Regions from separate parts of the Mus musculus genome. Here region 1 is linked to region 2. Evidence: chromatin loops called from intact Hi-C (ENCODE). Cell type or tissue: left cerebral cortex. All regions are shown on one strand. Each heading gives the region's core, and the rest is flanking DNA. Links, peaks and the distances in the headings are about the cores only.

The links. Hi-C counts contacts between places; a loop is a spot of excess contacts. Peaks named below come from ENCODE experiments on the same cell type or tissue, not always from the same donor. Only the 100,000 strongest peaks of a DNase experiment are listed, where the experiment ranks them.
Region 1: a loop joins it to region 2, with 2.6 times the contacts of the local background. A loop is called at or near these places in 3 of 42 quality-filtered maps.

The regions. Positions count from the first base shown.
Region 1 is chr2:21,361,336-21,377,648 of GRCm38, reverse strand. It overlaps Gpr158 (G protein-coupled receptor 158), which reads right to left and starts at 10,082. Exons shown (of 11, transcript NM_001004761.1): 1 at 8,492-10,082. The coding sequence starts at 9,393. In left cerebral cortex, for the core only: a CTCF peak has its summit at 7,640; DNase peaks (open chromatin) are centred at 9,109, 10,130, 10,627, 10,771 and 3 more places; H3K4me3 peaks cover 5,595 bases; H3K27ac peaks cover 3,319 bases.
Region 2 is chr2:21,207,950-21,224,262 of GRCm38, reverse strand. Thnsl1 (threonine synthase-like 1 (bacterial)) reads right to left here. Exons shown (of 3, transcript NM_177588.2): 2 at 14,222-14,378; 3 at 9,254-12,873. The coding sequence starts at 12,826. The coding sequence ends at 10,583. Among named protein-coding and RNA genes, the nearest start is that of Thnsl1, 10 kb to the right of the region's middle. In left cerebral cortex, for the core only: a CTCF peak has its summit at 9,738 (motif pointing left); a DNase peak (open chromatin) is centred at 9,715.

The DNA.
Region 1 (16,313 bases), core at 3,776-11,775, 150 kb before region 2:
GATTTTTAATTTGTACTTCCCCTACATTTCAAATTGTCTAATGCCCACAATCACATTCAACAATAGGGCCCATAGAAGCAGCTAAATCTCTCACTGCAATTTTATTAGAGAAAATGGAAAAACCCAAGATCCCAGGTCTAAGGCAATGAGCAGGGACATATACTTTGCATGTTTATGTATCACTGCCACACTGTGATCCTTCATGAGCAATTTCAATGTAACTTACATTATCTTGTGCCATGTTACCCACCTGCCTATAGGCCAGCAACACTGTCTTTCCTTCTCTTCTTTGAGCATGTTCTGCTCAGTCCTGTCTGAGGGCCTTTGCTGTTGATACTCTCCCTCAAGAAATTCATGACCCAAGACTCCTTGCTCCTTGTGGGAATTTGATTTCTCTGAGAAAGGCTGTTAACGGCTTATCATTACAGATCCAACTTTCACCCAACCCAAATGTGCTTTGAGATCATGTACAACTATGTGTTCATTCTGCTCACAAACTGTATATTCAAGCTGTTTACATTTAACTGACTTCAAAGCAAAACATTGCAATCAATCTCACTGTGCTTCCAACTCTCCATGTAATTCCTGGCTACAAGGTCAGCTGGATAAACAGCTTTGATTTCACCATGTTTCCTATTTTTTCCTTTGTAGAACCATTCATCACTCTGACACAAAACAACATAAAAGGACAGAGGTGGTCATCAAATCTAAGACTATTCTCTGGAAGAAGCAAGGTGTTAAGAGCAATACCCTGACCCCTACCCTTGTTGGAAGCAATATATAGGTCTAGAGTTATAAGAGCTATTGTGGCTTTGTAGACTGTTCAAAGTCAATAATATCAAAAAATAGTTTTCTCAGGAGACGCCTATGAAAGACTGGTTAAGACAAAAGCTCCTCATTTCTTGTTACCATATTTCCTATGCAGTTCATATATAAAGAGTATGGCCTCTGTTCAGGACTATGTCTTGGATTAGACTCTCTTAGATTAGAACAGAAGATACCAAAACTCTTCTGGAGAAGTCAGACCTGCTCTTGGGCAAATGACATTAAGAGTTAGTGCTTCTTCTTTTATGCATCATGGCCACGTCTCCTTCTGTCCTTCACTTCTCAGTTAAGCTCATCTCTTTAACAAGACTTTTTCCTTGCCCTTTTCTCAGGGTTCCAACTCTTCTGTGCAGACATTATTAATCCCATTCACCTATTCATTTCCTTTGAGTCAGGGAGCCAGGGGTACAATGTGTCATATACCTGACACTATGGGAGGGGACTGTTTTCCTGTCACTTGTTTCCATCAAGAGTTTTAATTTTAATTTTTTTTTTGCTAACTATGTACCCCTATTCTCAAAAAAAAGTCATCAATATCAGCATTTCTTTACCATCATATATGTTCTATAACTCTAAAAAGTATATATTAACTAAAATAGTATTTTAAAAATGAATAGCAATACAAACAGAAATTCTTAAATATGGATGATTGAAAGATCATAATTAGATAGATAATAAATAGGTAGGTAGATAGATAAATAGATAGATAGATAGATAAATAGATAGATAGATAGATAGATAGATAGATAGATAGATAGATAGATGGATGGATGGATGGATGGATGGATGGATGGATGGATGGATAGATAGATAGATAGATAGATAGATAGATAGATAGATAGATAGATAGATAGATATGATATGATATGATATGATAGACAATTGTTCATTGTTAATAATAAGGATATCCTACCTCTTACACCTTTTACATAAAGGAACTGAACCACAAAGGAGATTGCATAATCTGCCCAATGTCACACAGAAGTGAACTGAAAACTTTTGAATTCAAACCTAGACTTATAATTCTCAATCTTTCTTCCTAAACACTATTCCATGCTATGTCTCTGAAATATGCAAAGCACCTGTAGGAGGCAAAGGCTCAAAGCATCCTCATACTTCTAGGACACAGGTCATCTGAGCAGTTCCCTTAAGAGGCAAATGATTACAGGAGAATATATATTCTACTGCTGGAGGTCAACACCAGTCCTTGAACATGCAAGGCAACAGCTCTACCGCTGAGCAGCAGCTCCAGCCCAGAATAGTTTCTAACTATTTTAAGATATTAATGTTTCTTCAATGAGATAAGCTCTGTGTTAGCCTAATAATAGTTCTAACTTCTTGAAATGAAGTTCTGAAATGAAAGCAAGATCAACTTATCTTTATAATCATGAAATCTCTGTGAGGAGCTCTATTCCTCAACTACCTTCTAGGGAAGAATAGTTCAGTTTCAGCCAAATTTCACATTTCTCAGTCAAACAATATCCTATGTGCCCTGTGCTGATCATTGTGGCATAGCCTGTACTGATCATTTTTCATCTGTTTACTCATCTCCAGTTGTTTCATCTCCCTAACCTTCTCTCCTCCCTTCCCCTCTATGTCACAGTCATCTGTTCCCCCAAACACTCATATAAACACACATACTACCCATTCAAACTACATCTTTTAATGGTAAATGTTGAATATATAACATATAAGTAGAAAGCAATGCTTAACAACTGAATCTGCATGGAATCTTTGAGATAAACTGAGCCCTGTGATTATATAAGTGTATACTGATACTTCATTGATCATCAAATTTCCCAGCTTCAGTTCATGTTCTTCTATAATTGCATATTCAAATTGAGTAAGTAGAAACGTAGGCTAAAGAAACCTACCTATCACTGTATGCACATATATAGTCATTCACAAATACATGCACACCTGTGTTTATGTATATACACATATAATAAGACTCCTTGACTCATTTAAAAAATCATCACCTTAGGATGGCATATGTCATCTATATCAGTGGCTTTCAAACAGACAGTTTGTCAACCTAAGGTGTCTTCTCCACAGTCTAGTGGGTAGAGACAAGAAATGCTGCTAAAGACTTAAAAATTAATAAACGGAGCCCCATAGAATTGAGTCATCTGTCCCAAAGCTTTAATAGTGCCAGGACTAAGAAACCCTGATCTACATAATCGGCTGAGGCACCAAGTATTTTCTGGAAAGCTAAATTCTTCATTCTGTTCCAGGCAACTAAAAAACAAAAATAGAGTGAAATATTCTTCAATACAGGAATCCTGTTCAATTATCAATAACCAAAATTCATTATGTTGTGTGCAAGAAATGTTTATTTGCATTTAAAAAATGAAGCACTTCAGAAATATGAGACATGCCTGATTTCTCTCACTGAGTCTCTTGGTGGACATTTGTTCTCCTCAGTGTTTAGGGTATTTTTCTATAATATTTGGCCAGAGGCTTGGGAAAGATTTCTAGCATACTTCTCTAATCTTTTCTGAAAGCTTCTGTAGTTTCTGGCTCAGTATGCTATATCTTTCATATAGGTGAGGGGGTATTTCATGGAGTAGCAATCCACCTAAATGTTTGTATAGATCAAGGTTTTTCCTATAGGAATAAACTCTAGTTAAATGAACAAGTGCTTCATTGAAGTAGACATTGCACATGGAAAGAATTGTTCCTAAAAGCTAAAAGTCAGATAAGGCTAAACGGTCAACAAAGAAATCCTCACCACTGTATGTGCCATTATCTCACTGAGGTGATGCTGAATAACCATTGGCTTCAAACTCTTTCAAGCATAGCCCCAATAACAGTGAGCTTCCTAGTTATGCATAGCAACTCTCAAGCTGCCAGTCAGTGGTCCCAGCGTTGCAATGTGCTGTATTCAGCTCTGATATCCCTTCACACACCAAACAGAACTAAAGAAAAAAAAAAAAAAACCAACCAAACAAAACCGATTGGGCCCTGATACTGCTGACCAACTAGGCACAAAATCACATCAACAACATACCTCTAAGCATGCTGGAACATTAAAATATAACCATAAAAGACAAAGTCATTGAAGGCTAGAAAGGGGAGTCTTTAAGGAAAAAAAGGAGATAACATTTGAAATATAAATAAAGAAAATATCTGCCAGGCAGTGGTGGTGCACACCTTTAATCCCAGCACTTGGGAGGCAGAGGTAGGTGGATTTCTGAGTTTGAGGCCAGTCTGGTCTACAGAGTGAGTTCCAGAACAGCCCGGGCTACACAGAGAAACCCTGTCTCAAAAATAAAACAAAACAAAAGCAACCCTTAGGCACCATCTAGCCCACAGAACCATTCTGAAGTTAAAAATAACACTTGGCTCATGTAAAAGTTAAGGCTGCATAATCAGTGTAGGGAGGGGGAACTACTTCCCTCCCTAGAGAGTAGAGAATTATGAAAGTGTCCACTCTTGTAATTTATTTAGCAGTTTGTCTCACTTCTATATCCAAACATATTTTCTAGAAAATGGCAAGATTTGCTAGGACCACAGGAAATACTTCTTCTAGATAGTTAATAGACAACTATAATGGTAAATTGAAAATTGAGCTTTTTAGAGAGTAGATATAGAGCCCCAAGATCTGAAAACATTGTAATCTTCAGTGGAATGTGCTGGTGCTTTGGGGTTAGAAATCTGTAGAACAACTCAATCCTGGGTTTTGATATATTTCAGAGCTCCTTCAAGAGCAGGAAACTCAAACCACACTTGGTCTTATTTTGAATGGAATTTCCTTTCCATTAGTTTACAATCCTAGCATTGTACATATTGATTGGATGTTTCTATGCATTATCAGAGCACATGATGATGGCATGGTGATATCATTTCTCCAAGGCCCTGAACTTATTTCTATCACCCATTTCCAAAGTCGTAGCCAATGTTTGGATAAGCCACTTCAGGACTGCTATCCCAGGTGTGTGGAGACATGTGAAGATCATCAAGCCCATTTTACATTTTAATGATGCAGAAACTAGTTTCCAGACAGGTCGGTCATGCAGCCCAGCTTAAGACAAAAGCAGGACTGAAACAAAGTACTAACTCAAGTATAGTAGTCTTTTCATTATATAACACACTTGATTATCTGGCTGGCCAACAAGAATAAACTTATATTTCTTATTCATGGAAAATATATTAACAATAGCAAATACAGTCTTCCAAACAAACAATTAAAAAAATGAGAAATCAACAACAGGAGAAGAAGAGGTTGAGAGCATTGTGCTAACTCAGAGACTGAACAGGCATCCTGGGTGGATGATAGAAATTTGATTTGAGCTCTAATGACCAGCTCACAGTTTACATATGTTATTCAACTTTCCTGACATTGTAAGTACTAAAGAGTTCTAAGAAGTAAATGCAGTGGTTCAGATATAGCATCCAACCCACAATATAAGTGTTCAACTAATAGTGACCCAGCTATGTGATGCTAAACTGCCACAGAAGAGCTGTACCACTTCTGAGAAATGTCTTTAGTTCCTGGTGTCTCAATTTCCTCAACTTAAAAATGAGATAAAACTAAATTAGTGAATTCCTTTCATCTCATCAGGAAAAGAAGAATTCATTGGACAAGGGTGTATCTCAGCGATAAAGCACTTTACTTAGCCCATGAAAGTCCCAGGGTTTAACCATCAGTACAAAATAACAATATATATATATATATACAATCATTTCAATATCTTGTTCCAGTCCTAAGTACCAGACAGTTCTAGCTACCCCCAGAAAGATGTTTACACATTTAGCAAAAGGGGTTCCCATTCTACTCCAATTCCAACCCATGGAGCTACAGAAACATGCCATAGATATATCTAATGCCTATCTCTAAACTCTGAAAGGAAGTCTGTGGCCCTGTTCTGTTGTTGCCACAAACAATATGTACGACTTTTGGATAAGTGACATCTGTCTAGCTCTGTCTTCTTGGGAAACAACACCTAATCCCTTTAATGGATTTGTAGTTCCCACAGTGAACATCTCTTTACATCTTCAATACAGGAGGCCACTGGTGGGGCAGGCAGTGCTCACAGTGGCATAGATCCTGCTTTTTGTGGATCTTCTGAGACAGACCAGGTTCTGTAGGCAGCCAGGCACACAACTGGCTTTGTAGGTTAGCTAACAGCATTGGTGAATACAGATGCATTTAAAGAAATAACCTTTTAGTGAGCATACTCAAGGAATATGTCTTTCTCACAAGCTTGAATCCTTTTGCCTCTTCAGCCTTGGCTGGCTGAAAGTACTGGGTACATTGAAACAACATATTTTTGGATTATAAGAGAAGATATTCTAGGGGCTGGTAGTGTGAGTCAATAATAGAACCCTTGGCTAACATGTGTTGTGCCCAGGTTACATCCCCAACATGTGAGAGAAAGAGGGGGGAGTTGGAAAAACAAGGCAGAGTCGGAGAGAAATAAGAAGATGGCAAAGAGAGGAAGTCAAACAGAGAAGGGAGAGAGAAGGAGGGGGAGGAGGAAGGGAGGGAGGGAGGGAGAGAGAGAGAGAGAGAGAGAGAGAGAGAGAGAGAGAGAGTTCTATATCCAAATGGTCTTCCTCCCATCCCATATTTGGCCGTCAGAAATAATCTCATTCAAATGAAATACCTTCCCAGTTTACTAAGTCATCTTTATGAAACAGCATACTAGCTAAAAGCACAAAGTAAACTTGCATCTGAACTACTTTATTTAATAACTATGCAATCAGTAATAAAATTTAACCACTCTGTGTTTCAGATCCCCTTACAGAAAATATAGAAAACAATAACACAGAATTCAGACAACTGCTGGGAAAAGTTGCCAAGATAGTTATGCCAAGCAGTTAGCACAGAGTGTAACATCAAGTATGTAGCATATTGACTAACATCAATCAAAAGGTGAGAGAGAGGCAGTCAGGGAATATGGGGAACAGGAAGAAGAGGGTGGGAGAGAAGGAAAGAGAGAAAGAGAAAAGGAAAGAGAGAAAAGAAGGGAGAGGGGGTCAATCCTGAGACTCTCTAAAAGGGATCATCTAAAGGCCATGGTTCATTGGCTCTAAGTGGCATCTGCTGAGCCCTCTTCTTCTGAGAAAATGCTGTGGCAAAGATTCAAAGCTGATCTGAGAGCTTACTAATAGGATCCTGCCAGAATCAGGAGGAGATGAGATTGTCCTGAAAGTAGGAAAGTTGCTGCAGTTTAAGATAGGATCTATAAAGGAATCATAAACACACGTGGGGGGGGGGCGGGGGGAATTCATGTAGAAACAAAGAAGGAAGGGGTCTTCATCTGTCCCTTTTCAAGCTTGCAGGCATTAAAGGCTACAGGATTTTATGGCTGTATAATTCTCTAAAGACAAAGTACTTCGATCCTGACAGTTGATAGATAAGTACACAGGGCCCAGTGAGGCTAGGCAGCTCATCTGAGGCAGTTCTACAGTAAAAAGGCAATGCTTTTCTTTCTGGGGTTTCCTACCCATTGCTTGCCCTGGTATGTTCCAGCATATTGGTATTCTGTCTCTGAAATGCTAAAGTTGAAGTAAATAAAATATCACAGAGAGAGAGAGAGAGACAGAGACAGTTCTCTCACTTCTTCCAAGTTCCAAAAAGTTTAAATATTTATTTTAAAAAAAAATCAGTTCCAACCCCTGACCCGTTCCTTACAGAGTTTCCCATCAGGGGCCCGAGGAAAACCCCATCAACCTTAGTTCTCTCCAAAACCCTCTCTGCAGTCCCCCTCCCTCCTTTCTGTGCTTTCCTTGCATGCATTTCTAAGAGGCTACCTCTAGAAGTTCCTCACCAAAGCTGCAGGGCAACAGTTCTAATCTGAGAGTGCTAGCATTCCTCTGACACCATCAGGAGAGCTACTGAAGTTTCTTTCCAGTTTTCTGTTTGGGTAAGACTGATTCCTCCCTCCCCAACTCTAGTGGAGAACCTTCAGATGTGCCTAACAGAGAATAGGAGGAGAAAGACACCAGGAAGGAAAGCTGATGCCTAGAAGAAGAGAAAAGCCAGTGGGAGTATTCTGACCAAACTGCCAAGTCTGGATCCTGGAGAAGGCTCTGCTGCTGATCCTGGAGTGACTCAGTGCTGAGTGGCCAGAACTGCCCAGGGGATGGCACAGGTTTAATTACACGCTCTGGTAGCTGACTAACAGCAGGCTTGCGCTCCAAACTACATTCACAGGAAGTGGGCAGAGGCTACACCATAGTGGCAGATTCAAGGAACTCTCACTCCTTGTCTCTCTCTCTCTCTCTCTCTCTCTCTCTCTCTCTCTCTCTCTCTCTCTCTCTCACACACACACACACACACACACACACACACACACACACACACACACACACACCTGGTGCTCTTGACTCTGTCTGATGGGCCCAAAGTTCGGGGACACCACCATTAATCTTCTCCCCCTATGCTATGGAAGGATTGGGGCCAATTGCTATGTCCCCTGACCCTCCGCCACCACCACTGCACAGCAAGGAAAGGCTTTCCATGAGTGCCTAAAGTAGACAGACCCGGGCACTTCTCACCCCTCCCCACACGAGCTTGCCTCCGCATCCCTTAGTCTGAAGTTCAGTTCCAAGGCTGAAGACTTAAAGTCTCACTGGCAGACAAGTGTGCTTCCCCAGGATGGCCATTTACAAAACCAAAGGATGACTCTGCGTGTGCCCTTTCCAACCCTCTCCCTACCTGAATTCCGGGACCAGGTTAGGTTGAAGCCCGTAGAAGGCAGCAGAGAGCGTGACCAGCCACCCAGGCTTGTAACTCCCATTCTCGCACTCCAGATAAGGTGGGGACCACTTGACGTGGCTCCTGTCCCCTCCAAGCCCATCCCTGCGCCGCCAGCTGTGGCCTAGGCCCCGTGGCCCCTGATTGGAGCCACGGCGGTGCAAGTGGGGCCTCCACTTTCGCCGAAGCCCATGGAACCACTCGGTCTCTAGAGTGGCGTTAGCCAGGTGGTGAGCGGAGGAGGACAGGTCCTGCAGCAGGATGCGACTCTCCTCGCGGGTGGCCTGGAGGAAGACCTGCGGGGCGGGCGTGGACAGCGACTCGGTGCTGAAGGTGATGGCCGCCCGGGAGATGCTGGGCTCACCCTCCAGGAGACTTCGCACCAGAGCCTGGTACCACTGCAGGTCATCCTGCACGGTCTGTTCCCGAGACTTATTGCTCTGCAACATCATGTTGAGGAAGTTGGTGGCGTGTGTCAGAGTGTCCAGCGCCCCGTGCAAGGAAGGATGGGAGCTGGCTAGGGACGGTGACTTTCCCGGCAGGCCAGCCAACTCGTAGCGGCCTGAGCAGTTGGCTCTCTTCAGCTGGTGGAAGTCCCCAGTGTAGAGGTAAGAGGCCACGTCCACGGGCACCTCCTCGGCTAGTTTTTGTGCCAAGATGGTGCCGTCAGTGGAGCGGCTCCAGGGAATAGAGGGGTCTGGGGCAGAGGCTCGCGGCAGCTGCTGACCATGCTGCTTCCCCCTCGGAGTCCTCTCTCGAGGGGAATCTGGCCGTCCCGGAGGGTCGAGGCTGGCACCAACCTCTCCCAATCCCAGATGAGCGAGCAGGAGGCAGAAGAGTAAAGAGTAAGCCATGGCTCCCATCTGTCTAGCATAGAAGAGAGGCGATAACCGGAGGAGTCACTTTGTAAATTTTGGTCCTCAATTTATCATCAGTAAGACTTTTGAGGGGAGGCTTCCTTCTTCTCCAGGTGGCGCCCAGTCCAGATGGACTTTAAAATAAGAATGTTTTGAAATTGGCCCAGCTGGCTCAGCTGCCGTCACAGACCAAATCACCTGTGGCAATGCTGGCTGCGCCCGGCTCCACAATGGGTCGGCTCGGGATTACGCACCTCGCAGCCTTGAGCCAAACAGGTTACATCCCCAGCAGCTATAGTTAGCCCGCTTACGTCTTTCTGCTCAGCCGCTTCCACCGCCGCTCTCATTGAGGTGTGTTCAAGAGCTGATGCTGATGCTGCTGATGCAGCTGATGTTGCCACCGCGGCCACCAAAGATGCTGCTCCATCATCTCACCCTTGGCAGGTCGTTCCCGCCTCCCAGTTCTGGCCCCTCCTCGACCGCTTCGCCCGGAGATGGAAGCGCGCACACAGATCCAAGCCGCGAGCTCAGCGGCGAGTCCCAAGGAACCAAGGTTTTCTTTGAAGACGTTCGTGTGTCTGCAGTCCAGACAGCCAGGCAGCTGATTAACTAGAGCCTTTAGGTTTGGCCACAAACCACAGCGCTGCCTTTCTCTGCTCTCAGATGAAAGCAGTTTAAAGAGACAGCTTGGCCGCAACCAAACCCTTGTAGGGCGGCTTCAAGTCGTCTTGTGCCCTGTTTGGTCGGCGCCTCTGTCAATCAGCTGACTGCCATTTGTTGGCTGGGGCGGGAGCTGTCCAGTGCTGAACCCGAGGCGCACTGAGGAGGCGGAGGAGGAGGCGGCGGCGCTGTTTTCACCCACTCGTGTTCCCTGATGACTCGGAAACCTTCAGGGGTGGCAAGGAGTGGGTGGGAAATAGGGGAGAAGTGGCGCTTTTGGTGGTTGAAAGCGAAGGAAACTTGGACTACTGAGGAGGAGGAGGCTGTTGGCATCTTGCTTGCTTAGTAAAATCAGCCCTTTCTTTTGCCTGGAAAAGAGGGAGAAGAGAGTAGTTTTCATTTCTGACTGAAACTGGGGAGGAGGGAACGTAGGATGGAAATGTGTCCTTCTTAGCATCTGCTCATTTTTTAGGCAAATTATCAAATTCTCTTCCTTGTTTTTGGTTAAGAGAATGATTAAACCTGGCTTGCCAAGGATAGTCTTAGCTGTTAGAGAGTAATGGAGACGTCTACTGGCCGAGCTTCAAGGAAAAATAAATGTCATATTTAAAGATTCTCTTATTCGGGGCCAGAATGGAAGGGGAGCTCTGACAAAAAGGATGTGTGGAGAGGGGACATGATCAAGAATTGCGTGTTGTAGACTGTGAGAGAATGAGGATGCAAAACAGTGAATCTGTGGTGTGTGGGATAAAAAGTCACTGTCAGTGAGTTGCTGGAATTCATGAAAAACATCTCAGACTTCAAGGAAGGGCTCCAGAGATGTGCCAGCTCCAGAAAGAATTGGGAGAGCCCCTAAGCTCTCAAAGCTTCCTGTGGCATTTCCCTGTTGAATCTGCACTTTCTAAATGTGCCTCCACTTTTGAATTCCTCAAGAAGACACATGCAGAAAATCCCAGGTTTATTTTAGTCCCCAACTAACAAAGATGTCACTCATGCCAGTCCAAGATAGACTTACTGTACTATGTCATTTTGTTCTAGCAAAAAATACCTTAGGCTATTCTGTGTTTCTAGCATTGTAAACTGATATGTAAAGAAAAATAATTTGTTTAGCTCTTAGTTTTGTACAGTGGGTGTCCAAGATCAGGTAGTCCCTGATTTGGGAGACTGGTAATGGCCTTCTGAAGACAGTATGATGCTCAGAAATATATTGGAGAGAGAGAGAGAGAGAGAGAGAGAGAGAGAGAGAGAGAGAGAGAGAGAAAGAGAGAGAGAGAGGGGTCAATTGGCATGATGACAAACATCAAGTGAAGGGCTAAACAGGGTTTTTAATGACTTACTAACTCTCAGCATGAAGCATTAATCCACCAGTGAGAACAGAGCCCCCACAAACCAATTGCCTTCTATTTCTACTAGATCCCATCCCTTAAAATTTTACCATATTAACACCTCACACTGAAAACAAAGCTTCTAATGAAGGAACCTTTGGAGCATGTACTGGCTAGTTTTGTGTCAACTTGACACAGCTGGAGTTATCACAGAGAAAGGAGCTTCAGTTGAGGAAATGCCTCAATGAGATCCAACTGTAAGGCATTTCCTCAATTAGTGATCAAGGGGGAAAGGCCCCTTGTGGGTGGGACCTGCCCTGGGCTGGTAGTCTTGGGTTCTATAAGAGAGCAGGCTGAGCAAGCCGGGAGAAGCAAGCCAGTAAGGAACATCCCTCCATGGCCTCTGCATCAGCTCCTGCTTCCTGACCTGCTTGAGTTCCAGTCCTGACTTCCTTGGTGATGAACTGCAATATGAAAGTGTAAGCTGAATAAACCCTTTCCTCCCCAACTTGCTTCTTGGTCATGGTGTTTGTGCAGGAATAGAAACCCTGACTAAGACAGAGCACTATCCAAATCAAGTAATAGCAATATCTAAGTGCTGGGATGTACGAGACAAAACACCATGGTCATGGTGGTACATTGAATATCTAGAACACTGCTGGCACAGAGTAGGCTCTCATTATACACTTGATAATTAATGAATGAATGAGAAGATGATGAATTTAATTATTCTTTTCTCATGAGAAGAATTCTGCTCAGTGAGCCAGGGATGAAGGCTTTTGGAATAGGAGTTAGCAACCAGTTTTCTCAGCTGCTGTACATGGTTTCCAAGAAAAATTTTACAACTATGCAAAAAATAGTTATTTGACTTGTATTTACTTATAAGTAACTTCTGTGTTCATATCTGTCCTAGTAAGGAGTACTATTGCTATGATAAAACACCATGACTAAAAGCAAGTTTTGGAGGAAATAGATTATTTGGCTTACACTTCTACATCATAATCCATTATCAAACAAAGACAGGAAGGAACTAAAACAGGGCAGGAACCTGATGCACAAGCTGATGCAGAGGTCATGTAGGAATGCTGTTTACTGGCTTCCTCTTCTTGGCTTGCTTAGCCTGCTTTCTTATGGAACCCATGACCATCAATCTGCCCAGGGATGGCACCTCTACAGTGGTTTGGGCCTTCTCATATCAATCACTAATTAAGGAAATACTGGCTTGCCTATAAGCTAATACTACAGAAGGACTTTCTCATTTGAGATTCCCTCTTCTCTGATAGTTGTAGCCTGTGGGAGGTTGACATCAAACTAGCCAGCATAATATCTGAGTTTTTGCTTAAATTTTGCTTTGAAACACATACTCTTATGCTAAGTAGAAGTAACTTCAGTTTATTAGTCTGTTATATCACATGTGGCAATAATTACACATAGAGTTTCTCTTGAATTTATCATAATATTCCATGTTTTTGCATTTATTTAACTATCTAAAGACTTAAGTGTAATATCCTCAGTGACTATTTTAGAAAACCTGTAAAACTTATTTAAAATTCTTTAGGCACCTTGCCCGCCAGAGAGGTGGCTGCCTGGGAGGGCTCTGGCCTCCAGAGCAGGCGAGGGAGCCATCTTGTGTCCGGGGTCCCTCTGAGACCAGTCTGCTCAGGTGAGAGTGCAGACTGCAGAAGCAACACAGCTTCTGGAACAGGCAGAAGTGACACAACTGCTGGGACAGACCCCGTTTAGGGTTCCAAACATCCTGGCATCTTCCCCTCCAGAAAAGAGGTGGCCGCCTGGGAGGGCTTTGAACTCCAGAGCTGCTGAGGGAGCCATCTTGTGTCCCAGGTCCCTCTGAGACCAGTGTGTGCAGGTGAGAGTTCGGACTGCAGAAGTGACACAACTTCTGGAACAGACCCTGTTTTGGACTGCAGATATCCGGGCACCTTCCCCGCCAGAGGAGAGGTGACCACCCAGGAGGGAATCTGACCTCCAGAACAGGTAAGGGAGCCATCTTGTCTCCTGAGTCGCTCTGAAACCAGTTTCCATAGGTCAGCTCACAGATTGTGGAGAGTGAGCAAGCTGACTACATAAGCAACACAGCTTCTGGGAAAGGCAGAAGCAACACAGCTTCTGGGACAGACCCCCGTTTAGGCCTCCAGACATCTGGGCACCTTCTCCGCCAGAGGAGAGGTGACCACCTGGGAGGGCTCTGACCACCTAAGCAGGTGAGGGAGCCATCTTGGGTCCTGGGTCCCTTAAAGACCAGTCTGTGCAGGTGAGCGCACAGACTGCAGAGGCAACACATCTTCTGGGTCAGGCCCTGTTTCAGGCCTTCATCTTCAGCCAGGTGGCAGGTCTGAATGTCAGACCTCTGTGTACCTTCGCTGCAAAAGGAGAGCTTGCATACAAAGAGTACTCTGACCACTGACACTCAGAAGAGAGCTGGACTCCCAGGACTGCTAACAAAGGCTAACAGAATCAGAGGAGGAACAGGCTCCAGACAGAGATAACTATAACAACTAACACCAGAGATTACCAGATGGCGAAAGGCAAACATAATAATCTTATGAACAGAAACCAAGACTGCTCACCATCATCAGAACTTCACGATTCCACTTCAGCCAGTCCTGGAAACCCTAAAACACCCAAAAAGCAAGATTCAGATTCAAAATCATATCTCATGATGCTGGTAGAAGACCTTATGAAGGGCATTAATAACACACTTAAAGAAATACAGAAGAACAATGCTAAACAGGTAGAAGTGCTTAAAGAGGAAACACAAAAATCACTTAAAGAATTACAGGAAAACACAACCAAACAGGTGCTAGAAATGAACAAAACCATCCAAGACCTTTAAAGGGAATTAGACACAATAAAGAAAACCCAAAGTGACACAACTCTTGAGATAGAAAACCTTGGAAAGAAATCAGGAACATAGATGCAAGCATCAGCAATAGAATACAAGATATGGAAGAAAGAATCTCAGGTGCAGAAGATTCCATAGAGAACATGGGCACAACAATCAAAGAAAATGAAAAATACAAAAAGGTCCTAACTCAAAACATCCAGGAAATCCAGGACACAATGAGAAGACCAAACCTACAGATAAAAGGAGTAGATGAGAATGAAGAGTTTGAACTTAACGGGACAGCAAATATCTGCAACAAAATTATAGAAGAAAACTTCCCAAACCTAAAGAAAGAGATGCCCATGAACATACAAGAAGCCTACAGAACTCCAAATAGACTAGACCAGAAAAGAAATTTCTCCCTACACAAAATAATCAGAACAACAAATGCACTAAATAAAGATAGACTGTTAAAAGCAGTAAGGGAAAAAGGTCAAGTAACATATAAAGGCAGGCATATTTGAATTACACCAGACTTTCACCAGAAGATCCTGGACAGATGTTATACAGACCCTAAGAGAACACAAATGCCAGCCCAGGCTACTATACCCAGCAAAACTCTCAATTACCACAGATGGAGAAACCAAAGTATTCCATGACAAAACCAAATTCACACATTATCTTTCAATGAATCCAGCCCTTCAAAGGATGATAACAGGAAAACACCAACACAAGGACGGAAACTACACCCTAGAAAAAGCAAGAAAGTAATCCTTCAACAAACCTAAAAGAAGACAGCCACAAGAACAGAATCCCAACTTTGACAACAAAAATAACAAAAAGCAACAATTATTTTTCTTTAATTTATCTTAACATCAATGGAATCAATTCCCCAATAAAAAGACATAGACTAGTAGACTGGCTACACAAACAAGACCCAACATTTTGCTGCAAACATGAAACCGACCTCAGTGAAAAACACAGACACTACCTCAGAGTTAAAGGCTAGAAAACGCTTTTCCAAGCAAACGGTCTGAAGAAATAAGCTGGAGTTTAAGAAATTATAAATTATGAAGATTATAAGAAATTAGCCATTCTAATATCAACTAAAATTGACTTTCAACCCAAAATTATCAAAAAAGACAAGGAGGGGCACTTCATACTCATCAAAGGTAAAATCTTCTGAGATGAACTTAATTCTGAATATCTATGCTTCAAATACAAGAGCAGCCACATTCATTAAAGAAACTTTAGTAAAGCTCAAAGCACACATTACACTGCACACAATAATAGTCGGAGACTTCAACACCCCACTCTCACCAACGAACAGATCTTGGAAACAGAAACTAAACAGAGACACATGGACACTAACAGAAGTTATGAAATAAATGGATTTAATAGATATCTACAGAACATTTTGTCTTAAAACAAAAGGATATACCTTCTTTTCAGCAGCACATGGATCTTCCTCCAAAATTGACCATATAATAGGTCACAAAACAGGCCTTAACAGGTACAAAAATATTAAAATTATCCTATGCATCCTATCAGATTACCATAGAGTAAGGCTAATCTTCAATAACAGCATAAATAATAGAAAGCCAAAATTCACTTTGAAACTGAACAACACACTACTCGATACCTTGGTCAAGGAAGAAATAAACAAAGTAATTAAAGATTTTTTAGAGTTTAATGAAAAGGAAGCCAGAACATACCCAAACTTATGGTACACAATGAAGGCAGTTCTAAGAGGAAAATTTATATCCCTGAGTGCCTCCAAAAAGAAACCAGAGAGAGCATACACTAGCAGTCTGACAGCACACATAGAAGCTCTAGAACTAAAAGAAGCAAATTTACCCAAGAGGAGTAGACAACAGGAAATAATCAAACTCAGGGCTGAAATCAAGCAAGTAGATAAAAAAGAACTATTCAAAGAATCAATCAAACCAGGAACTGTTCTTTGAGGAAATCAACAAGATAGATAAACCCTTAGCCAGACTAACTAGAGGGCACAGGGACAGTATTCTAAATAACAAAATCAGAAATAAAAACGGAGACATAACAACATAACCTGAGGAAATACAAAACATCATCAG
Region 2 (16,313 bases), core at 4,767-12,766:
CCATGATGCTGGTGGTTTAAAAAGTCCATATTTGGTGGAGACATGCCCCTGCCGCCCTGATTGGCTGAAGCTGCGTGCCTGGTGAGGTGACGTGGACTGCTGTGAGTAGATGGGGACTCAGAGTATATAAGAGTGAGAGGCCCGGGTTAGAGAGGGAGAAAGATGAAGGGAGATAGATGAGGAAAAAGATGAAGAGAGAGAGAGGAAGACTGAAGTTTGCTGAATAAACTGCTGTTAGAAGGACTGGTGCTCGTGTCGTTCTTGCTGGTCGAGAGCGGACGCGACACTGGATATCAAATTATGAAACTGTTCTTTTGTCCGTGCCACTTACAATCACATAACTACTTATATCCAAGCAACCACTTACATCCGCAGTGTGAACTGTGAAATATCTAGAGATTAGCCTGACATACAACATCAAGATCTCTGTGTGGCCTGTGTATGAAAGGCTTCTTCCCCAGTGCACCTTCACACCCTCATACCCTCTACTCTCCTACTCCTCCACCCCCTACCCCACTCACCACCCCACCCACCACCCCGAACACCAAAAGCTTCCTCCTGAGCCCTCTATGCTCTAGGCAGTACCAGTGCTTTTTGATGAGAATAGTCAGATTCAGGTCCTTGGAGCCTTACTCTCAGAAGAGTCTGCAGGACTGGTCCTGCTGCTTTGCTTTTGGCCAGAAGGTAAGCAATGCCTCCTACTGCCCTCTCACCATGGTATAATATGAGAGATGGGATTAGATCATGGTCTGGACACTCCAAAACAGGAGCCAAAATAGACGCTTCTTCTTGTTGAAGTTGATTACCTCAGATGTTCTGTAAAAGTAACAGAAAGCCTGCAGACACAATGGCAGGGAAAAAATCATCACATTGTAAAACTGCCTTCTGGGATTATCCGAATAAGTGGACTATCTCCAGTGTTGTTCAGAAAGGCAATTATTACAAAGAGGTCAACTTTCCTCAAATTATTCTTTTCACAGAATAAAAAATGTAACTAGCTTTATGTTAAGTTGACACAAGTTAGTTAGTGATTGATGGAGGAGGGCCCAGCACTTCCTGAGCTGGTGGGCCTGGGTTCAGTAAGAAACCACAAGGAGCAAGCCAGGAAGCAGCACCCTACCATGGCCTCTGCATCAGCTCCTGACTCCAGGTTTCTGCCCTGCTTAAGCTGATGATGAACTATATTGTGAAAGTGTAAGCTAAATAAAACCTTCCCTACTCCCTACACACACACACACACACACACACACACACACACACACACACACCTCTAGCTTTCTAAATAAAGTATCTAAAACTGACTTTGAAACTTCTGTGAAACTACTAAGGGTTGTGGTTAGTTCAAGCTACTTTGAGGCTCCAACTGAAAGCAAGGTATTTTGCAGACACTATCCCTTAAAGCCGTGAAACTCCACCTCATAGCTCTGTTTCCGTTCATTTACTTCCACCATTCTGTGAACCTGACACATCTCTATTTGGCCTCTCAGCTCGGCTTCCCAAATCCGAACACTTTGAAGGACAACTATGATACAGTGAGTGTGTCTCTTCAGGGCTACGCTTGGACTTTGGCCCAGCAAACCATTACTATTGGGGCAGCTCTGCAATCACGCATGTTATCACTGATGTCAAGGGTTGGGTTTTATGGAGTGCCCTTTGTTGTTTTTGACACCACTGTGATCTTGAGACATTCTGCACAACTGCAGGTATCTGATCCTGGGTTTCACTGTCTCCTCTGTATGGCTCCTGGCATTCCCATCACATGATTCTTCGGATGACACGGCTTCCCTTGCTGGTCTTTCCAAGATACTTCTCACTCTGTGTTTCCACACCTTAGTGGATAGAATTGTCTTCCTCTAATGTCTTGTTTCATTTGCTTTTTTATCTTTCCCATTCATTCTTATCATTTGGGTTTGACCTATGGGTCCTTAGACTTTCAAATCCAGTTCTATGGTCATCTCCCAAAACTATGTGTACTTGTTCTCAAGTTTTCCCTAACAATCCTGAGTTCCTTGCTCGTGACTGGTAGTTAACAGCAAAAATGCCCCAGAAAACAAACAGCTCAACTATAGTGCATGGAGTGTCTTCTAATGATTTACAATAATCTTCCCAACAATCTTTTGACTTTATTATCCTCATTTTATAGATGAGACATAAATACACTTCATAATTTACCCTATTGGTGTATTCATCACTTTTCTCATCACTGTGACCAAAGTCCTGAGGAAAACAAAAGTTGAATGAGGAATCACTTATTCTGAGTCACAGTTTCAGAGGTGTCAGTCTACAGTGGAGAAGTGTGTAGCAGAGCACTTCAGAAAGTAGAGAGAAAGGGATACTGGCTCCCTACTTTTCTCTCTTAGTCTCTCCTGATTATACTTCAGATGAGTTATCTTTTCTCACTCAGGCCTCCACATGCATCCGGAGCTTTGACTCACCAATCTCCTGAGGGATTCTAAATCAAGTCAAGTTAAAAATGCAGATTTGCAGAGAAATAGTTTGATTACCACTACATACCTCGGGCAGCTCACAAGTACCTACAGCTCTAGCTATAGGGGATTAGGAGCCCTCTTCTGGCCCCATTGGGCCCTCAAATGAATATGTGCATACACACATGCAGATATGCATAGACATAAACAAACAAACAAAAACTAAAACAGAAAGAAATGTAGTTTGATCTTTTCTTAAAATCATGGGGGTGTTGAGTGGAGTGTGGAATCCCAGCACTTGGGAGGCAGAGGCAGATGGGTCTCTGAGTTCAAGGCCAGCTGGGTCTGCACAGTGAGTTCCAAGACAGCCAGAGTTACATAGTTAGACCCTGTCTCAAAAAGCAAAACAACAACAACAAAAAGGCATTGGGGCAAGTCATATAAAGATTCCTTTACCACTAGAGACCAACATCTAAGAATGGATTAGGAAAAGCCCATCGTGTCCCCCCTGATTCCCAGCCTGCCATGTAAGTTCCACGTGATCACCCCACTTGAAGTGTCCTAAGGGCTGAGAACAGCTCTGTGAGACGTTGGCTCACAAATGAAATCCAATCTGATTTGGCTGTTGGTTGGAGCCACAGCCTGTGCTTCTCTGCTTCTCATCAGCCATGACTGCTTGATGTCAAGACCCTGGCTAGGGTTTGAGCTTCTCAGTTTCTGGGCTTGTTCTTCCTCATGTGGACCTAGGCCCACCGGCCTTGTGCCTGTCATTTCTCATGGAATGTTCAAACTCAAAGACATGATGTGGCATGTGCAGACAGGATGGAGAGGGTCTCCAACAGTCCTCCTCCAGCTGCCTCTAAACGCTCAGCTGGTTTTACCTCTGTGTTCATGTTTCCACTTTCCAATTCAAAGTTCTCACATCCTCTCTCAACTCTTTCCCTCCTTTTCTTGCTAATGTTGCTTGACTTTACTGCCACCTCTGTGACCTGCGGTTTCATGGGAGAGCCAGATGTAGCTGTGGGACTTTGCTAATTGTTCCCACAGAAGATTTGCAAGGGAACTGTGCAGATGCCATTTGTGCCAACAGTGTTATACAATTTTTGTTGTGGTGTGGGGTTAGGGTGCAGGGGGTGCAAGAATGCTTCAGAAATTATATGTAAGGCAATCCAGAGGTAAAAGGTAGAAACTACAGCAACTATTATGGCCAAGAGAGTACTCTCTGGGATATGAAGTAGTTAAATAAGGCCTTGTCAGTCCCACTGTGTATGTGATTCTTTCTGCTCTATATGCTGGCTAGGGATGCTGCAAAGACCATCGGAAATACCTGCTTCCATTGCTACTTTTAGGACACCCAAATCAACCCAACCCACAACAACAACAACAACAAAACCTACCATGCAAGAAAAGAAAAGTAGTCTTTAAGATTGACGAAACTGGGGCTAGAGCTATGGCTCAGAGGTAAGAGCATTTGTTACTCTTGTAGAGGACTCAAGGTCAATTCCAGCACCTCCATGGTGGCTTACAACTGTCTATACCTCAGTTCCAGGGATCCAGTGCCACCTTATGGTTCCCACAGGCATGCAGGTGGTACACAGACATATCTATGAGCAAAACACTAATATACATAAATAAATGCCCCCAAAAATGTTTTTAAAGATGGCTAGAAAGTAAGTGTTCAAGAAAAGGAAAAACTAAAATCTAAACCAGAAGTCTAAGATCTTTCTTCCCTTTTATAACCAAAAAGTACTAGAAAAGGTAAATTTGCCTGCAAATGAAAGGACTTATTATAACCTTAGCTTCTTCTCCTTGCTGGTGCCTTTTCTAATAGCAGAGGGATAGGGGCCTGGTGGAGAGATGTCTCATTGATTGCCAATACTTCTTTGAAATGACAAGAGGGAAGAGCAAGGTTAGAAAGCTGTGATTCCGACCACCCTGCTTGCTACTGCAGCACAAGAGACGTCTTCAGTCAAAATAAGGTACAAGAGTTTGTCAGTTTAATTATGCATGCTTTCTCTACCCATGATTCCTCTGAGTAATCAAATATGAGTGGCCAAACAGAATGAGAGACCAGTATCTCCTAGTAGTCAGCTGGGATCTAATCCTGCTGCTGACATACAATACCCTTGTCCAAAAAAAAAAAAAGAAAGAAAGAAACAAAAGTAATTGGCATCTGTGAATGAACCTTCAAAGTCTGTGTTCACCATCAGGTTAAATTTATAAGAGGAAAAACTGGGATTCATGTGTCCTAAGTATGAAGATTTGCATAGATGGTACTTAAACTGCCAACAGTTCCAGAGACAACGACTTTGAGGTTTTTGAACAAAAACAAAAACCAACAACAACAAAAATAAAAACCACCTTGTTTTAAGTTGTTGAAAAATTGAGCAAGAGTCTACTTTCTTGGCTTAAAACTCAGATTAGCTTGCAGTCAGCAAACTGTCAATTTTTTTTCACCCAAATACAACAGCTTCTATTAATATCTTAGACCTCTAAAGGTGGGAACTAACACACAAGAATTAAATTTTGAGTACAGCCACCTTTTAGCAGAATTCTTAGGGTGTTTGGGCAAACCTATCTGTCAATATACCTGTACGTTTGTACTGTATTTTACAAAGTATTTAAACTGGTCTGGTTTGTAAAAGAATTATTTTTTTCTTCAAAATTATTTGTATAATTGTTAATCACTAAATATTTAAATATTTAAGACAAGTTTTATTCCATTTATTTCTTCATTTGTACATTTCTGTGTGAGCTCTCCCACTCACTCACACGTGTGGAAGTAACAAAGACAGCTTGCAAGACTTAGTTCTCACACTTCCACCAAGTGAGTCCTAGCAATCAAACTTGGGTCAACAGTCTTGGCAGCAAGCACATCTCACCATCTTTAAAATATATTTTAAAAAACATGTCAACATAAACTTCCCCCTTTACTTCCAAGAAAGTAGTAAAGAACAAAATAGTGTCTTCTGGATATGACAGACTGCTGCACTGAAGAGTTTGTGTGTGTTACTGTGACTGTAAAAGATGGAGCCAGTCAACATTTCAGCATGGATGGGCTAAGGCTATGAAGTCTCCTGGGAGAAGAGCCCTTTTTCTTCCAGAGTGTGATCTGTGATAGGTCACTCACATTCCATCAGATGGCTCCGCACCCATGTTCATTTGGTTAACATTAATTACACACAAAGAAAGCCATAGTCACATACACAATGTAAGTGTTGAAAGGAAGCAATAGAGAGAAAAGAAACGAAAAAAAAAAAGATAGGAAAAAGCTGCACAAGGAAACAGAGGCCTAGATGAACACTATTCCTCATCAAAGCCTTGGGAAGCAGAAGGCTATCTCAGCATCCTTTCTGGAAGATAACATGCATGCTTTAAATGTCCATGCCCTTTAAGAATTCCACTTCAACAAATTTGCCATGAATAATCGAAATGATATAAGTAGATTGAAACAGTAGAGGAGGGATTAAATATTGATGTACATCTATGAGCTATTTAAAATTATGCTCATAATTATTGACAGATTTGTACAATCCTGTTCATTTGTCTGTGTATACGTGTGTTTATGTGTGAGGGTGGTTATGCATATGTGAAGGGCAGGTCAGCCTCAGGTTTCTTTCCTTAGGTGCAGTCTAACTTGGTTTGTTTGGTAGAGTCTCTTACTGATTGGAAGCTCACCCAGTAGACGAGGCTGGCAGTCCGGCACACACACACACACACACACACACACACACACACACACCCCACTCAGGATTCATCTGTCTCAACACCCAGTACTGGGATTATAAGCATGCACCATCATCTCTGGCATTTTAAACACAGATTCTGGAAATAAACTCTGGTCCTCATCTTGTATAGCAAAGACTTTGCCAACAGAGCACATCTGGTGAAGCTTTAAAGAGAGGTTATTAAATGGCATGAATTCAGGTATATCCTGAACATAAGTCCAGTATGTTTTCACCAAGAAGAGACAGAATTTTGTGCTAAAAAGGGCAGATGATCAAACACCATGAGGTGCAGGATTCATCACTGTCTATATATTATTAGTGATAGAATTCTCAAATCATGAACAAAAAACTATCTTCCTGGTGTGACTGCCTCTTGAAATGACCATTTATTATAACTAGTAGAGCATATAATATGGCCCAAATGGATGACTCCAAGTCCAAATTCTTGAACTGTGTGACTTTGTTACTCCAGTCATCAGGAACTGCAACTTATTTATGTACAACTTGAATCTAACTGGGCTTGCCACCTGCTTTAAGCACGCAATGCAGTGGAAGAGATGTTTTGGAGCGTTCTGTGTCTCCCAGGGATACACTATGGTTGTGTAGACTTCTACTTCTACTTCTGGAATATGACAACTAGAGAAAAGTTGATTACCCCTGTAAAGAAGACAGGCGAAGAGGTCTGGGCTGGGGTGGGTTGAATAGCATATGTAGAGAGGAGAAGGGCAGAGAAGAAAGGATGTGTGCTTTGGCCCAGGTACTAGCCTTCTAATGGCTCTGTACCTGTAAGTTTTAATTCCTCTACCTCCACCCAGTTCCCAACATGATCTCTCTCTAAAATATATATATATGTATATATGTATGGGGTGTGTGTGTATTGGAGAGATCTGGAGATGGAGGACATGTTCTTGCAGAGGTGGCCAAGAGGACATGTTCATGCAGAGGGCCACATGGTGGCTCACAACTATCCATAAGCCCAGTTCTAAGGAATCCGATGCTCTCTTCTGACCTCTAAGAATATGAGCAATACACACTTCTAAAACAACCTTTTAAAAGAGGACTATGGTATTCAACTTAAACTCATTCAGTCACATTACATAGCTCTCAGAAATGTTTGAACCTGTAGATCTTGCCTGACATCCTGGCTTCATCTCCAGATACCCTTTGTTTCAGACAAAATGAACACTACTTTCCACACTCTATGTCAAATTCCTTCCAGCCCCTATATGCCTATTTAACTTTCCCTTAAATTTTAAGATTTGGATCCCATGTATGTCATCATGTCCCCTAGAATATTTATTTTAAAATTGTCATGTGTACATTTGCCTGTATATATGTCTGTGCACAGTGCACATGTCTGGTACCTGCATTAACCAGACAGAAGACTCCATCTCCTGGAACTGGAAGTATAGATGGTTGTGAACTGCCATGTGGGTGCTCCGTGATCAAACCTGTATCCTGTGGAAGAGTAGCCAGGGCACTTGACAGCTGAGTCATCTCTCCAGCCTTCAGATTCACAAAGTTAAGACAACTAACAACCAAAACCAAGTCAGGCTTTTGGAAGAAAAGCAGTAGAGAGATGATGCTGTGTCTTGCCTACTTCACTTGCTTGTTCTCTCAGCATGTAGATGGTTATCTCATGTCTTCACGTGGTCTTTGGGTCTCCATCATCCTCAGCTCCTCTTGTTTGTTTCTTTTGAGACAGGGTTTCTCTTTATAGTCCTGACTGCCTTGGAGCTCACTCTGTAGAACAGACTGGCTACAAACTCAAGAGAGATCCATCAGACTCTGCCTCCCAAGTGCTGGTACAGAAGGTATGCACCACCACACCCAGCTTCAGCTCACTCTCCTCCCACGTGACTTAGATAGTAAACTAAACATAGCAAAATTGGTATTAAAGAAAAAAAGAAACTGACTTCAGACATGGAATTTGGGATAGCTACTTCTTGGGGGAGGAATATATGTACCTCTTAAGGTGCCAGAGGTGAAGATGTCTGTGGTGCTCTGCTCTTACTCCAGAGACTCATGCACCTCAGTATTTATAACCTACCTCCACTCACTGTACAGTGGAGACAAGAAAGTGGAATCAATCCTACAGCCTTTGCAGCACTGTCTTGGTTAGAGCAAGGAGGAATGCAGAAGGTAGACGTGTGGGTTTTGCTATGAATGCTAAACTATGTAAAGAGCATGTAAATACCACAGGAAGACAGGATCCCTGGAGACATTGAAGGAACAAGAGAGGGAGGAAGCAAGATATCATACTGAAGCATGTTATCAGAGTTGAAGGACACTGGACACAAGGCTTACATGGACACTAGCCCTTGAAAGGAGGACTGCATCCTAGGTCACATGGGAGGAAAGTGAACATCTCTACTCTTTACAAGGGAGAGCTGAAGCTAGGTGTGGCCATGCATGCCTTTAGTCCCAACACTTAGGAGGCAGAGGCAGGTGGATCTCTGTGAGTTTGCAGCCAGCCTGGTCTACAGAGTGAGTTCCAGGGCAGCCAGGGCTACACAGAGAAACCCTGTCTCAAATGAAACAAACAAAAAAGAGAAGCTTGAGAGTGACAGGGACCCAAAGGCCACATGAAGACATGAGGTAACCATCTAGATACTGAGAGAATAATCATATAACAACCAGTGAAACAGGAAGTCACAGTGTCTTCTCTCTCTACTGCTTAACTTCCAAACGCTGACCCTCAGGACCTACATCCACTATGAAGCCTGCTTACTTTACAGCAGTATTTCCCTTCTGTTGGCTCACCTATTCATTTAGAGACAGTTTTCCCATGTAGCACAGCCTGGTCTCAAGCTCGCAATTCTCCTGCCTCTGTTTCCCAGGTGATGAGAGCTTAGATGAGTGACACCTCACCTTATTCCCTCTTCTGTTAAACTCTGCCCTACCTGGATGCAGCGTTGGCTTTTTATGTATTCCCACACTATTTTGCAGTAATTATTTTGTGTTGTACATCACTTGGACTTCATGTGCTCTTTCATGAGTTGCTGAGTCCAAAATTGAAGGCTCAACATTATCCCCTTATTTTTAAAGTAGATTATCATGCATATGCAGAGTAACATTAGGATAATTTTTTTCTTTTATGGATAATTTTCTAAGTCTACTGAAACAAATATTCTGAAATGATAGAATGTGTACACAAATACAGAGCTTTGAGTCTCTATTAACAAAAAGTGTTTCAAGTATTGTTTGTTTGTTTGTTTGTTTGTTTGTTTGTTTTAAACAGGACCTCATGTATCCCAGGCTGGCCTCAAACTGTGTGACTAAACATGACCTTTTCCTACTGCGTCTACCTTCCTAGGTGCTAAGGATGGAACCCAGGGTTTTGTGCACTGTACAGGGACATCCCTGGCCTCCATTATAAGCCCTAGAACTACATTTTAGAAGCAAAACCAGAGAGCTGATATTAACATGTAAATGGTTTAATTTAAAACTTGTATAACAAATTGCTTATTGCCCATTAAAACTATTAACCTTTTTCATCATTTCAATGTTGAACATTTCTCTGAAAGGTAACCAGAAGCAGACTGTCATGGGCAATAGCAAATGCTGTGAGGAATGCCATCTTGTGGTGGGGAGCAGCCCATTGCATGTCTTCATTCAGTCACACCCTTCAATCCAGAAAGTAAATACTCAGGAAATATACAAACCACAATTAAGATCACTGTCACTACACAGCAATGGAAATGAAACACAGTTACCATTTTGTGTGGATTTAGGTACCCCAAAATGTTTTTTTAAGTGAAACAAATAGGACCAGACTAAAAATAATACAGAAGAGCTGCTGTCTATAACTGAACTTTAATAAAGCATCTTAAACATTACTAATCTTGGATCACCTTTCTCTTGAAGTAGGTGACTTTGTTTCCGTGTTCACTACTTCACAGTTCTGTCAACTGCTACATCCTACATCGGCCTGATTTTCAAACTTCACCAGCACTAACTACAGACATTCAAAGAGCAGTGAATGGGCCACGAAATCTCTAGCTGGACAGTGTACATGTCATCAAGTATTGTCCAAAATGGAATTTGAAAGGGGTTAAAAACGATGATTCTAATCCTAGTGAGCTTACTACTTCCTCTATGTTAGCTAACTATCTCAAGCACAAATTGTTCAATAAACACTAAATGACTAGATATGCAGCACCTAACTGCATTTAAATATTTGTAAATGCTATGCTAAATACCAGATATTTTGTTCCACTCAGAAGTGTTGGGTAAAGGAGAAACTGCCATACCAACAAGTGCAGAAAATAAAGCATGATAGCAGAGGGTTCCAGGTACTATGCTGGCCTCCGTCTCTTAGTCCAGAGATCAGATGCACACATAAACATTTACATAAAATAAAGCAAATGCTATTGTAGTCCAAATCAATGTTTGAGATTTATTATTGCTCCTTTCCAAGAAAAACCCCTACTCAGACTTCCTTACAAACCAATTTTGGATGAGTTTTTCTGCATGACTCTTCAGGACATCCACATCAGCTACACAAACCTGGTAATCCATCTTCTCCTTCTGCTTCATTCTCTCTAGCAGAGCCTCGTGAGGAGGGGGCAATGCATTGTACGAGCTCAGTAAGTAAAGCTGGCTGGACGACGTCTGGTTGAGTTCTTTAATCCCCAGTGCCTGCATGATAGCAGGGGCAAACTTGGAGTAGTGAGCTGTGGATGCAATGAGCACTGGGCAGCTTTTGTCTTGCATCTTGTCTGCAACCACTTTTGCAACAGCGGTATGTGGATCCAAAATATAGCCTGATGCATTGTAGGTAGTGCTGATAGCTGCGAGGCATTCTCCCTCAGAGCACCAGTCGGCAACAAACTCTTGCTGCAGCTTCTCGACCAGCATCTTCTCAATCCGGAAGTGAAGCTGACTCTCTAACTGATGGTATAAATTTGCCATTAACTGTCCGTCTTTGTTAGCCATCAAGTATAAATGTCGCTCCAGGTTGGAAGACTTGAGAATATCTATTGATGGTGAAAAGGTTTGTGCTAATTTCCTATTCCTTAGATCATAATGTCCAGTTTTTATGAAGTCAGTCAAAACGTGGTTCTGATTAGAGGCACAGATAAATTTTCGAATAGGGATTCCCATCATCTTGGCATACACTGCCGCCAACACGTTCCCAAAGTTTCCTGTGGGAACACAGACATCTACTGGGCTTCCAAAAGAAATAAACCGTTGGTTAACAAGCTCAAGGTATGCAGAGGCATGATAAACTATCTGCGGAAGTAGTCGAGCCCAATTTATAGAATTAGCTGAACTTAAGATTGTTCCATATTCCACAGCCAGAAAGCCAGTAAAATCAGAATCATTAAATATTTTTCTAATAGCTGTCTGGCAAAAATCAAAATCTGACCTGACACCTATTGCCCAACCATTTTCTCTCTGACTGCCAATTATCTCTGCTTTCTGGAAATCACTAACTCCGTTCTCTGGAAAAAATGTGACCACAGCTATTCTTTCCTTATCATTTTTATTAAGATGGCTAAACCCATTTAAGACTGCACTCCCAGTGTCTCCTGAAGTGGCTACAAGTATCACATAATTGCAACCTGGTGGGATACAGTAGGCAAAAATATGAGGCATAAGCTGTAAAGACAAATCCTTAAAGGACCCCGTTGGGCCATAGAACAACTCCAAGATGAACTGATTGCCAGAAAGGTGCCTGACAGGGGCAACTTTGGAGCAGGCAAAGTTTTCCCCATAAGCAGTTTCAATCATTTCTCCTAATTTGGCAGCAGGTATGTCCGCAGGGTGAATGCACCTTTCCAAGAGCACCTGTGCTCTTTCTATGTAGGTTGCTCCTATTAGGTTATTCCACTCCCCAGGACTTAGTTTTGGAAACTCCTTCTCAGGAACAAAGAGGCCACCATCAGAAGCCAATCCCTCAACTACAGCTTCACTGAAGTATTTTGGTGGAAACTTCTTGTCATGATCTTTAAGACAAACATGCCTTGTTGAAATGAATGTCTCTGAATCCACGTCTTGGTATCTTTTAACCACATCAAGCACTTTGTCTGCAACCTCCTCAGCTGAAGCCCCACTCTCACAGAAGACTCGGGCATCGTACCACTTCTTATAGTACAGTCTTACGTGCTTCAGCGAGTCTCTCAGAGATGCTCCAGTGTTCTGGCCAACAATCCTATCAATTCTCATTGATTTCAGACGACTAATTATATCTGTTAGAGGCACATCTAGGTATACAACAATTCCATTTTTCTTCAGATGCCACATGCTAGCATCATGCATGGGATTGGACCCACTGAGGGAAATCACACTTCCAGATGCAGACAAGTTTAACACTGTTTTTCCTTCCTCTTCTAAAAATCGCTCATTACCAACATCCTGCAATTTTTCAGATGCGCTCATATTCCAGGCTTTCTCAAGGACATCACTATCTACATCGATGACACAACAGCCTAGTTTGTCACCTAATATTCTGCCAACTGTTGTTTTCCCAGAACCAGGCGGCCCCATCAGGACAATATTTTTGTCTCCAACAAGAGAGTGGGTGGAGTGCCATGACTTCCCTGATTCTGCACGTGCAGAGGCTCGTGGAAGCAGGAGCTGTGTGCGGCTCTGCACTTTAACCAGCAGGCTAGAAAGACACTCCTGTGCTATCTGTTTCAAATGGTGACATCTGGTCAAGGTCAGCATTTCTTTTCAGTTTTCTGACCAGGCCAACCTAGGGGTTGGCTTCAGCCCTTTTTTAAGACACAAAAAAGGCATGTGATTACTGCTAACATCCTGACAGAACTGAATATATACATGCACTCAATACACAGATGTTCAAATTACTTCAAATCGATGGGACACTTTAAAAGTCTTATAATAAATACTGTGCACTATTCTTCTTAACAAGGTATTATAACTATGACATATTAATTACGTAACCAATGAGCCTCATCGTGCCATTTCCATCAGGCTTTTATTACGTTCTGATTATCTTTCCTCCACTCCCTCCCACCCCCTCCTCCCCCACCTCCTCCCTCCAAGGCCCTCTGCTATTGTCATGTCTATTTTGTTCTTTGAGAAAAAAAACAGCATTGGTTAATATCCTCTCAAATTTCAGGACACCAATAAAATGAGATTCAAAATGAAGTGTATGACTGAGGATTACAAAGAGCAAATAGACAGCAGAAATACTATTCAGAAAATACCTTATCAGAAAGACTTTAAAAATACAGTATCTCAAAAAAAAATACAGTATCTCCTACTAGTGTCCCCTTTCCTTGTAAAAATACTGTAGGAAACACTGGGTTACGATTTGTTGGCTTATAACACAGAGTATGTGTAGTTACACAAATACTCATTTGCAATTCACAAAAGCTGAGCTACAGTCTTAATATTCAATTTATCTTTATGATCATGTCAACTGACTATCGTTATTTATTAACTTCTCATAAAATCCACAATAGAAGACTGGAGTAAATGACCACACTTGCTCGTAAGATACGACTTTCTACACTGAGTCCAAGTGCGCCCTTTCCCTTCCTATATGCACACTGCTGAGGACCATGTTTATATATTTTCATATTGGATGCCTTTAAAAGGCCATAGTGGAATGGATAATGGACAAAAATTAATAAAGATTAACCAGCAAAGTCCTCACTTGTTTGCGTTACTGCAGCATCATTAGTGGTTGAACTTAAATTCTAGACTTGAGATAAACAGCCAAGAAACACATAAAGATACTCAGTGCTGAAAGGATACCACTTTGGCATCTCGAGATGATCTACAATTTTCAATACCGATCCAACCCGTCTTTGGAAATGTACTCATTTTTAAAACAAAACATGCCAGGTATCAAGTATTGTGTTAATAACTTGTAACATTTCTTAAATTGACTGATGTAGCTTTATAGGTACAGAGTGAGGCCTTTTACACACTCTCTGATAGAACTAGTATGCAACTAAACTACATCAAAAATTAAGTGGTATATTTACTCATAAAAATTTTCCAACAGTTCACTGCTTTTGACACTACCTAAACTCTGTTTTACAATAAAATCTTTAGACCGTTTTTTAAAATCTAACTCTAAATTTTACTTACAAGCAAGCTGGCCTGTCAAGAGGAAAACTTCATTTCCTTATTTGGCTTTGTGTGGTGCTGTGCTTAACTCACTGAAGTGGAAGCACACCATTACAGGAACCACAGACGAAGAGTGTACTGAGTCTGAGGCAAAGTCGATCTTTGCAAAAAGCAGGGTCTACAACGAAAAAGAATTTCAAGTTAATCCTAACTTCATACAGTATCTTAAAATTTTATGCATAAATATTTCAAAATGGCACTTGAAATTTGTAAATGACAAGGAAAATTTTTTCATGTTTCCAAATCTATTATTGAATAATTAAAATACTGGGCTTTTATCTTGAAAATTTTATCATATAAATGTATTTTAGTAACAGTATTGAAGTTATTTGAATCATCAAGCAATAAAAGACAACATATCCAGGGCTGGAGTGATGGCTCAGAAGTTAAGAGCACTGGCTCTTGCAGAGGACCGGGATTTGATTTAGTGCCCACACAGTGGCTCAAAACCATTTATAAACTCTAGTTTCAGGGAATCTGACACCTCTTCTAACCTCTATAGGAACCAGATAGGCACATAATGTGCACTATACAGAGAAACCCTGTCTCGAAAAACAAAAAACAAAACAAAACAAAATGACAACATAACCAAATAGTAGCAATTGCAGTATCTTTCATTATGACCTCTGACTTTAATTTTTTTAACTGTATGTTTAATGCTGAGGGCAGATTGGTAAACTAAAAGCTATGCAATGAGTACCTAAACTGTTCTTTCAGATTTTCCTGTTCATCTAAGCCACTCTGAAAACCCTGTAAGCCTCTGCTATCCACACACAGGTCTTAGCTACTGAAATAGATCTATGGTAAATTCAAAGTGTATATTCTGGTAAGTATCACAGAACTATTTGTGGGACTATGATAGGCAACCTATTTTGGTTGAATGGGGCTCACTCTAGCGACCAAGTAGAGAACTCTACAAGGGACAGAAAAGTGAGCCACATTCCCAGAGACAGGTGCCTGACACCACAGAGCCCCCACAGTTTCCTGACTATAGCCAAATATCCTCCTCCCCACAGTTACCTGGCAACAGCAAGATAGCCCAGCCCACTATAAAAGGAACTGCTTGACCCCCTCCTCCCTCTCTTTAAGCTCTCACCTTTCTTACTCTCATCTCTAGCCCTCCTTCTCTCTCTCCCTTCCCCCCTCTTTCCACATGGCAGTGGTCGGTCTCCCTCTTTCTACCTTCTCTCTTCCCCCCTGCCTTTCTACACATCCGTGTATGGGATGCCCAAAGCTGGGCACTTGGTGCCTGGGACTGCCCCTTGTCCACAATCCGCCAAGCTGGGGTCAGTGGCTTCACACAGCCAGACACCCACCTGGGGCCACTAGAAAGCATGCTGCAGTCTTCCACCACCCAGAGCAATGGAACTCTGGCAGGATGCGGGTTTTCTCCCACTCCCCTCTTTCCCCCACACCCACGGTCCCACAAATATTAATATTAGTAATTTCCAGTCAATGATAGATATCAAATAATCTACAGACAGAATCAAATTATCCAGAGATAAGACCAAGGATATCATGTATAAATTTCAAAGAAAACCAGTTTGCCATGCAGTCTGATACACTCTCTGAAGCCAAGCAAAGCCTAGTGAAAACATTTAATTTAAATCACTCAGCAATTCACAAAATTGTACTTTGGTAGTGTGTGTTAGCATTACCTACTTTTTTTTTTTTTCTTTCGAGACAGGGTTTCTCTGTGTAGCCCTGGCTATCCTGGAACTCACTCTCTAGACCAGGCTGGCCTGGAACTCAGAAATCGCCTGCCTCTGCCTCCCAAGTGCTAGAATTAAAGGTGTGCACCACCACTGCCCAGCAGCACTACCTGCTTTTATGGACACCTCAAAACAACATAATTAATCCTCTGTTTCTGCACATGCATAGGAACACACACTCTTAGGTACACACATGCATTAAACAACTCACAATGCACGCACACACACACAAGACATGGTGGACTACCTGAGTAGCTGAGTAGCTGGTTTGTTCTTATTGTCTTCATAGACAATGAATATTTCATGTTTGATTCAACATTTTACACAGGTTACTTAATATC